Regions from separate parts of the Homo sapiens genome. Here all the other regions are linked to region 1. Evidence: chromatin loops called from intact Hi-C (ENCODE). Cell type or tissue: dorsolateral prefrontal cortex. All regions are shown on one strand.

The links. Hi-C counts contacts between places; a loop is a spot of excess contacts. Peaks named below come from ENCODE experiments on the same cell type or tissue, not always from the same donor. Only the 100,000 strongest peaks of a DNase experiment are listed, where the experiment ranks them.
Region 2: it touches region 1 in a loop (2.2-fold over the local background); 2 of 110 quality-filtered maps call a loop at or near these places.
Region 3: it touches region 1 in a loop (6-fold over the local background); 92 of 110 quality-filtered maps call a loop at or near these places.

What each region holds. Positions count from the first base shown.
Region 1 is chr3:123,722,246-123,724,745 of GRCh38, reverse strand. It overlaps MYLK (myosin light chain kinase), which reads left to right. Exons shown (of 34, transcript NM_053025.4): 13 at 2,466-2,500. Among named protein-coding and RNA genes, the nearest start is that of MYLK-AS2, 34 kb to the right of the region's middle. In dorsolateral prefrontal cortex, CTCF peaks have their summits at 767 and 979 (motif pointing right); a DNase peak (open chromatin) is centred at 1,005; H3K4me3 peaks cover 640 bases.
Region 2 is chr3:123,778,142-123,780,641 of GRCh38, reverse strand. All of the region lies in intron 4 of MYLK (myosin light chain kinase), which reads left to right. Among named protein-coding and RNA genes, the nearest start is that of MYLK-AS2, 90 kb to the right of the region's middle. In dorsolateral prefrontal cortex, no CTCF peak of the experiment used is centred here; a DNase peak (open chromatin) is centred at 1,473; H3K4me3 peaks cover 566 bases; H3K27ac peaks cover 263 bases.
Region 3 is chr3:123,651,450-123,653,949 of GRCh38, reverse strand. The region is part of intron 24 of MYLK (myosin light chain kinase); the gene reads left to right. The region is part of intron 1 of LOC124909421 (a long non-coding RNA gene); the gene reads right to left. Among named protein-coding and RNA genes, the nearest start is that of MYLK-AS2, 37 kb to the left of the region's middle. RefSeq lists an enhancer at 1-238. In dorsolateral prefrontal cortex, a CTCF peak has its summit at 1,426 (motif pointing left); DNase peaks (open chromatin) are centred at 410 and 1,389; H3K27ac peaks cover 1,391 bases.

The sequences.
Region 1 (2,500 bases):
ATGAAAGAGCGAGCAAGCGAGCGAGCAGTGGTCCCCAACACTTATGCACCAAATAGTCCCCATTTGTGTCTGCGTCATTGATGTATTGCCTGTGAACCTTCCTTGTTGGTGTAGTTTGCTCAGGCTTTGCTAGAAGCTGTCTTTAGTGAGTAAGAGGAAGTGCCATCTAGTCTTCCTACATGTAGTGTTCTTGGGTAGGTAAGTGAGAATTGAGGTCTGCCTTCCCTCCCAGCCCTTAGCAAAGGACAGAAGTCCTATTGGATCCAGTGATTGACTTCAAGGAGGCAGCCTCCTTGTGGCTGGAATGCAATATGGGCGTTAAGGACTAATAACGGAGTCTAGACTAAGTATCAACAAACATTTTCTATAAAGGGCCAGGTAGTAGCTATTTTCAGCTTTTCAGGCCATACAGCCTCTTTAACAACTCTCAACTCTGCTGTTGTGGTATAAAAGCAGCCATAGGAGGCTGGGCGCAGTGGCCCACTCCTGTAATCCCAGCACTCTGGGAGGCCAAGGCAGGTGGATTGCCTGAGCTCAGGAGTTCAAGACCAGCCTGGCCAACACAGTGAACCTGTCTCTACAAAAAAAAAAAAAAAAAAAAAAAAAGCAAAACTTAGCCAGGCTTAGCAAAACTTAGCCACTGCACTCCAACCTGGGTAATAAGAGTGAGACCCTGTCTCAAAAAGTAAAAGAATAGACAATACATAAGCCATAGACAATAAGTGAAAGAACGAGTGTGGCTATGTTGCAGTAAAACTTTATGAATACTGAAATGTGAGTTTCACATAATTTTTACATATCATGAGATATATTAATTACCTTTATATTTTTCGGCCATTTAAAATATGTAAAAACTATTCTTAGCTTGCAGGCGCTACAAAAACAAGCTGCAATTAGCATTCTGCCCAGGAGCCATAGCTTGCTGTCTCCTAGTTTATACATCACTCAAGACGGTGTTTTCTCAGCGACTCTTAGCGTTTCCACACCCATTCCACTAGAGGGCGATCATGCTCAAGTTGGGTTTCCTTGGCTGCTAACTTTAGTTTAACCCAGCCTCCGAGCTGGGAGAGCCTAATGTCTCCCAATTCTGATGTGCCCTGAGCCAACAGCTCCTTTCTGGGGCCTCCATCCCATCCCATGTTTGTGGGGCCACAGTGAGTTACGTTCCAGTTAAAGGAGAGCTCTCAAAAGGCTTGTCAGCACATGTTTGGACAGAAGAGACACATTGGCGGCAGTCAGGGAATACACTGGTATTGTCAAGGAAGAGAGGTTTGGAGGGTACCATTGTGACAAAAAGTAAAAACAAAGAGCAGTGCTCACTTCTCTCAGTGGCAGGATCCAGGCCCCTGCCTTTCCCAGCCCTCGGCCCCACTTTTATGAAATGCAATAGGTTGAGAGGAATCTTCCCCTCTAGTCCTATGATGTGCTTGCTGGTCTCTTTGCCAAACTGTCATGGAGACATGAAGTGTTGCTATGTGCAGAAGAAAACACTGCATTGCAGGGAGACGACTTCTTTCTGTACTGTCTCCCTTCCCCACTGGCCGACCCCAATTTTATGAAGTGCAAACCAGGACCCTGGGGCCTGGCAAGGGAAGAAACTGACAGTTGCTTCCTATATGGCAGCTGGACACATTCCTGCTCCGAGGACAGACTCTTCAGTAATGAGATTTTTTTTTTCCTGGAAATGAAAAGTCACATCCCAGAATGATAAACTCCCAGGAACATAGAGCATTAAGGAAACCACTGAAGCTCATTGCATGCACTCCTGTCTCCATGCAGGACTTTATGTTACCTGGAACATGTCACATGTAAGGGACTCTGGAAAAAAGGAGCCGAGTCATTTTTAGTTCCCTATATTTATCTTTTCTGTGAACCCTAAAATACACCTAATTGCATAGAAGAAACGCACCTAACTGCAACAGTGGGTGGGGGATGCAGAATTGCTTTTTGATAAATATCTACAGTGGAAAATTGAATCGTTGTTTCTGGAGACATCTAAGTGGAGCTGGGCACCCCATGTTCAGCCTGGGAAAGCTCCGTTTTGCCTGAGGCTGGGCTATGGGCCAGATGACCGTGTAAAAGTCTCTCCAGGCTCAGAATTCTGTGAAGTTGAGGATGTGGATTTGGAGACTGTTTAACACAGAATGCCCAAAACTCTGTCCCTTTCCCTCCTGCATTTTTAATTCCTCCAGATTCTCCCTCCCCCATCCCTCTAGGCCCCGTCTTCCTCCTCCACCACACAATTACTCCCTTTCCTTCATCTCCTTAGCCCCTGGCTCTTTCTCCAGCCCATAAGCCTCTGTCCAGCTGGCTGGAGATGTGCATGGTACATCATTAGCCCTCAGTGGATCTGAGCAAGCATGACAAGTCTCAGCGTCATGACAGCAGCAGCCCTGCTGAGGACAGGGCTCCCGTCCCTACTGCCAGTGCTGCCTGGCCTGAGCCTTCCTGTGCTTCCTCCACAGGGCAGCCCATCCAGTACGCTCGCTCCACCTGCGAG
Region 2 (2,500 bases), 56 kb before region 1:
TCTTAAGACCAACAGTGTGATCTGGAAGGAGGGCAGTTCTGGTATCATGTGCTTGGGTCTTTGTCTTTAATTCAGTCTGCCCTCTGGGCTGTAGTTTCCTCATCCTATAAAATGAGAGAGTTGAACCAGATGACTGTGATGCCCCTTCCTGTTCCAACATAACATGGTTTCATAAAAATACATTTATTTCTATTTTATTTTATTTTTTGAGACAGAATCTCGCTCTGTTGCCCAGGCTGGAGGACAGTGGCGCAATCTCGGCTCACTGCAACCTCTGCCCCCTGGGTTCAAGCAATTCTCCTGTCTCACCCTCCCAAGTAGCTGGGATTACAGGCACGTGCCACCATGCCGGGCTAATTTTTGTATTTTTAGTAGAGATGGGGTTTCACCACATTGGTCAGGCTGGTCTCAAACTCCTGACGTCAGGTGATCCACCCACCTAGGCCGCCCGAAGTGCTGGGATTACAGGCATGAGCCACCGCGCCCAACCATAAAAATAAATTTTAAACAAGATTTTGGAGTAGGGACCTGGTGGTTTTATGAGCATGCTTACCAGTTGACCCCACTGCTACGTGACAGGCTGACTTAAGTGACTAGTTTGCAGGTTCGTTCAGTAAACACTAATGGTATGCAGGATGTTTGTACTCATGCAATAAACAGATGACAGAGAAAACCAAGACACTGTCCCTGTATTCAAAGGTTTGACATCCTCAACTTGCTGAGGCTCTAAATCTGCACTTCCCACACCCTCTACATGCACATCAACCTTGAGTGCTGGCATGTCGTGTGGGAATGAGGAAGTGTGTTCTGATGTCACACATTGGACCTGATGTCTCCTTCAAATTAATCCCTGTCCCCTGCCTCTGCTGAAGAACTCTGAAATAAAGGCGGGTGGGAGATGGTGATGGTGAGAAGAGACTTATGTCCTGATAGTGATGGTGAGGATGAGCAATAGACTCACTTGTTCTTCTCTCATGTGGTGGCACGCTGAGTCCCTGAGCAACTCCTCTAAGAATTGCAGGTCCCTCTCAGCCACTCAGAAAACTCCAGCAGGGATTACGGCAGGACGAGGTGGGGGCAGGCAGAGCCTGTTGAGAGCTGGAGTTTAGATGGTGAGCACAGAGTCCCAAGCCTGGGAGGGAGGTTGTCTGTGGAGTGTGAAGAACTTGGCTCAACCCGGCCACCAAATGCTGGGAAGCCTGACAGGGGAGTGAAAAATGAGCCTGGAAGAGTTGGAGCCAGGAAGGCAAGGAAAATCAAATCAAATCTGGATCCTGACTTAAAAGGCATTAGGCTGAGGGGAGCCAGGCACCTGAACATACTTTCCACAGCCTGTCATGCTGGGCCTGCCTCATCCGTGTGCAAGGGGACGTTGGGCCCAGGGAGACTGGTTCCCAGGCCACCATCCCCCAGCCAGTCTGCTCAGGCGCAGGCACAACCCCATCAAATGCCATACTCTGTTGAGCTAGAGGACAGGAGAGCTGCTGTGGCTCAGTCCCGAAAGGAGTGGGGAAAGACTGTTTCTGGAGCAGACTGGCGCCAGTCAGTCCCCCACATGCACAGTGAACACTGGTACTGAATTAATGAATTATCTGAGACAAAGCTCTTTTGTCATAAACTCAAGTCATACCCAACCCCACCCCCACTCTTCATTTTTAGCTGCCAGGACATAGCTATTTGGGGTTTGAAGTGAAATTCTGGACACCTTAGTGCTGGAATCATTCGTGGAGGCACTTTGTCGAGAGTGGTTTCTCAAGGTGGGATCCTGCAGAAGCCACTGGGTGCCTGCAGGGTCCTACCCAGACCCACTGAGGTGAGACCAAGGAATCTGCCCTTGAACACACTGTCCCTAAACAGGTTCTTCTATGAGCCACTCAAGGGGCAGCTGTTAGTCTCCAGAGATGGAAACAAAGGTCACACCTGCAGGTTTCAGCCGCCCCTGGGCGAGCACATGGGAAGTGGCTGGGCAGTGGAGGAAGGGGTGACTGGGCTTCTGCGTCTTGCCTGATTTTACTTCTGAGGGTGGCGGGTCTGACAATCTCAGGCCCTGGGAAGGGGCTGTCTGTTGATGGGCTGCTCGAGCATATTGCTGACTTATAGATTGGTGATTTTTTTTTTTTTTTTTTTTTGAGGCAGAGTCTCACTCTGTTGCCCAGGCTGGGGTACAGTGGCGCAATCTTGGCTCACTGCAAGCTCCACCTCCCGGGTTCACGCCATTCTCCTGCCTCAGCCTCCTGAGTAGCTGGGACTACAGGCGCCTGCCACCACGCTCGGCTAATTTTTTGTATTTTGTTTAGTAGAGATGGGGATTGATGATTCTTATTATCACCATTATCTCCCCATTATCACCCTCCCGAGGAATCCCCTAGTGCAAATTTAATACCACAGTTATACTCTATACCATATATGTGTACTGGAGTATATCTGTGTGTATATGTAAAAAGAGTAAGACTTTTTGCCCCTTACTCCTGAGAACCAATTATCGCCCCCCCTTAGGGAT
Region 3 (2,500 bases), 71 kb after region 1:
AGTGTGGGTCCCAGGGGGGCAATCAAGTTCCAGTCTGTGGTGTTAGGATGTTACTTGGAAAAGTGACAGGAAAAGGAGTAAGATTGCAGTGTGAAGATGTTCATTGGCTGGAAAGGAAATCATCCAGGTCTGTGCTATGGTGTAAAGAGGGAGAGACTGGAGAATCCCCGACTAACCCCAGGCAGCAGGACCAGAGGCCACGGGAGCTACAAGGTGTGGCCCCCAGGGGTCTAGGACAGCTGCTCCCAGGGCTGTGTGGAGACTCTGCCAGGAGGAAGAGCTGTGACTGCCTGTCTGGGGCAAGTGGCCTCTCCCTTGTTCCCTGCCATCAGCCCGCTGAACCCTCTCTGGGCCTTCAGACTCCCCTCCCCTGCTGCCACCCCTCCCAGCTGGGAATAGACAAAGGGCAATGTTGAAATCACTTGAAATCCAGAGGAGGAGTCCAGTCCACCCAGGGCTTCCAGACAGGAAGCTACTCCCCAGCTGAGGCTGGCTGGATTACCAAGGGGGAGGAGGAAGAGGGCAGAACAGTTGGCAAGTGTTAGGCCTCAGGGCAGAGGACTCTGGTTGAGGGGATTCCAGGCAAAAGTCCTCCACGGTCTGCTCAGATGCTTGTTAGTTATAAAGCTTCATAGGCCATCCCTCTGCTGAAGAGGGAAATGGCTCTCAGGGAAGTGGCGTGTGTGTTCACGCACGTGTGTGTGTGTGTGTTGGCAGAGAGGTGGGATCAAGTGACAGGTCATTGTAGGTCATTTCTGTGGAGCAGATGGGGTGGGATCATATTAAAAAGGCAGTGCTGATTAACCCACACTCCATGAAGCCCGGCTAATGTTGGCTCTGACCTTCACCACTACCACCACAGCCACTGCCACTCCTGCCTCTCGCTCTTCTACTTCATTCTCATGCCTCATTTGCATCCCTGTTGGTACCCTAGCCCTCATCCCACATCCACTCACCATGTGTTCTGTGCCCCTCCTGTGTTCTAGGCACTGCCATGGGCACTGGGGATACACTGGGGGACAAAGCATGGGTTCCCCGTGGAGCTCCAGTGGCTTCTCTATGCCAGAGCCACTCCTAAGACTAGGGTCCCTGAACTGACAATGTACTCCCAAACCCAAGTGCACAGAGCCAGAACCTTACCACAGCCCCGCTCCCTCCCAGCCCAGCCAGGTCTTGAACTGTACTCCTCCTCAAATCCTGCTGTCACTCAAATCCACTCCATCCCTGCTCCTTACCCTAATTTGTTCTAGTCTGTATAATTGTTAGCAAAACAGCTACTGTGACTGAGGCTTCTTGCAGAACTGGAGCCTCCTTGCAACCCCCAGGACAGTTCGAGATATAAAGCCTGTACCGCTCCCATCCCAGGCTGCAGCTACGCCCTGGCCTCAGAGGCCGTCTCCGGGGCGGGGGTGCCCTCTAGTGTTCTCTGGGTGTGCAACAGTCCTTGGCTGCAGGAAGGGACAATTCTCTGTCCAGGGGACTGACTGGACTTGTGCCATGTGAGGGTCCTGAGCACTCAGCTGATCCTCTCCCAAACACTCCAGGGTAACGAGACTCTCATCTGTTTGCAGAAATATCTCAGAACCATCTTCCAAATAGCCTTCCACTTAGCTCATGGATCTCATAGCTCATTCTGAACAGATTTTTTTTTTTTTTAAGTTCAGTGGAAGACCCTTCCCTAGTGGAAAGATGGAAACCAGTTCACCTTTCTCAACAACCCTTTATGCACCAAGAGCTCTGCTAATTGAACTGTGGTCTTTCCTCTACTTCTCTCTCACTCCTCCCCTTGTGGTCAAATAGAAGAGAGGCAGGACAAGAAGGGAAAAGCAGAAGGGGATGTAGCAGCCTGGAATCTTTCTCTTTTTTAAAGAGATCGGGTCTCACTCTGTTGCACAGGCTGGATTTGAACTCCTAGACGCAAGCATTCCTCCCGCCTCAGCCTCCCGAATAGCTGGGACTACAGGCACTTGCCACTGCTCCCTGCTTAGTCCGGACTCTTGATCCGAGTTTCCTGCAGCATAAAGGAACACAGTGCACTAGAAAGAGGGGCTGGAATTCCTTGAGAATGATCTAGGTCCTTCCCCCAGAGCATTAGCATGAGAATCAGATCTGCCACAGACCTCTGGGGTGAGAGGCGAAGGTGAGGCATGGATGTGGGCTCATGAGTGAGGCCAGAGGCTGGCCCTGTGGCTGTCTACCTGGACTCACAGTGACAGGCAGGGGCCAGCTCTAGGACTGGATGCCCCCTTCAAGGCACGCAGGGAAAGCCTCCTGCTGCCGGGCCATTGGCAAGACTGCTTCTCCTGACACCAGGCCAGGAAAGCTGCCCTCTCCTTTCCCTCTCACTCTGCTGCTTGGAATACACTGGTCTCCATGCCACGCCGGGAAAATGTGGCACAGGAACAAGAAATAAAGGATGACTCAACTGGTGAACCACTATATCAGGCAGCAGCACCACAGGTCAAGACAGGGGCCTCCCTGACAGTAAATAGGATGATTC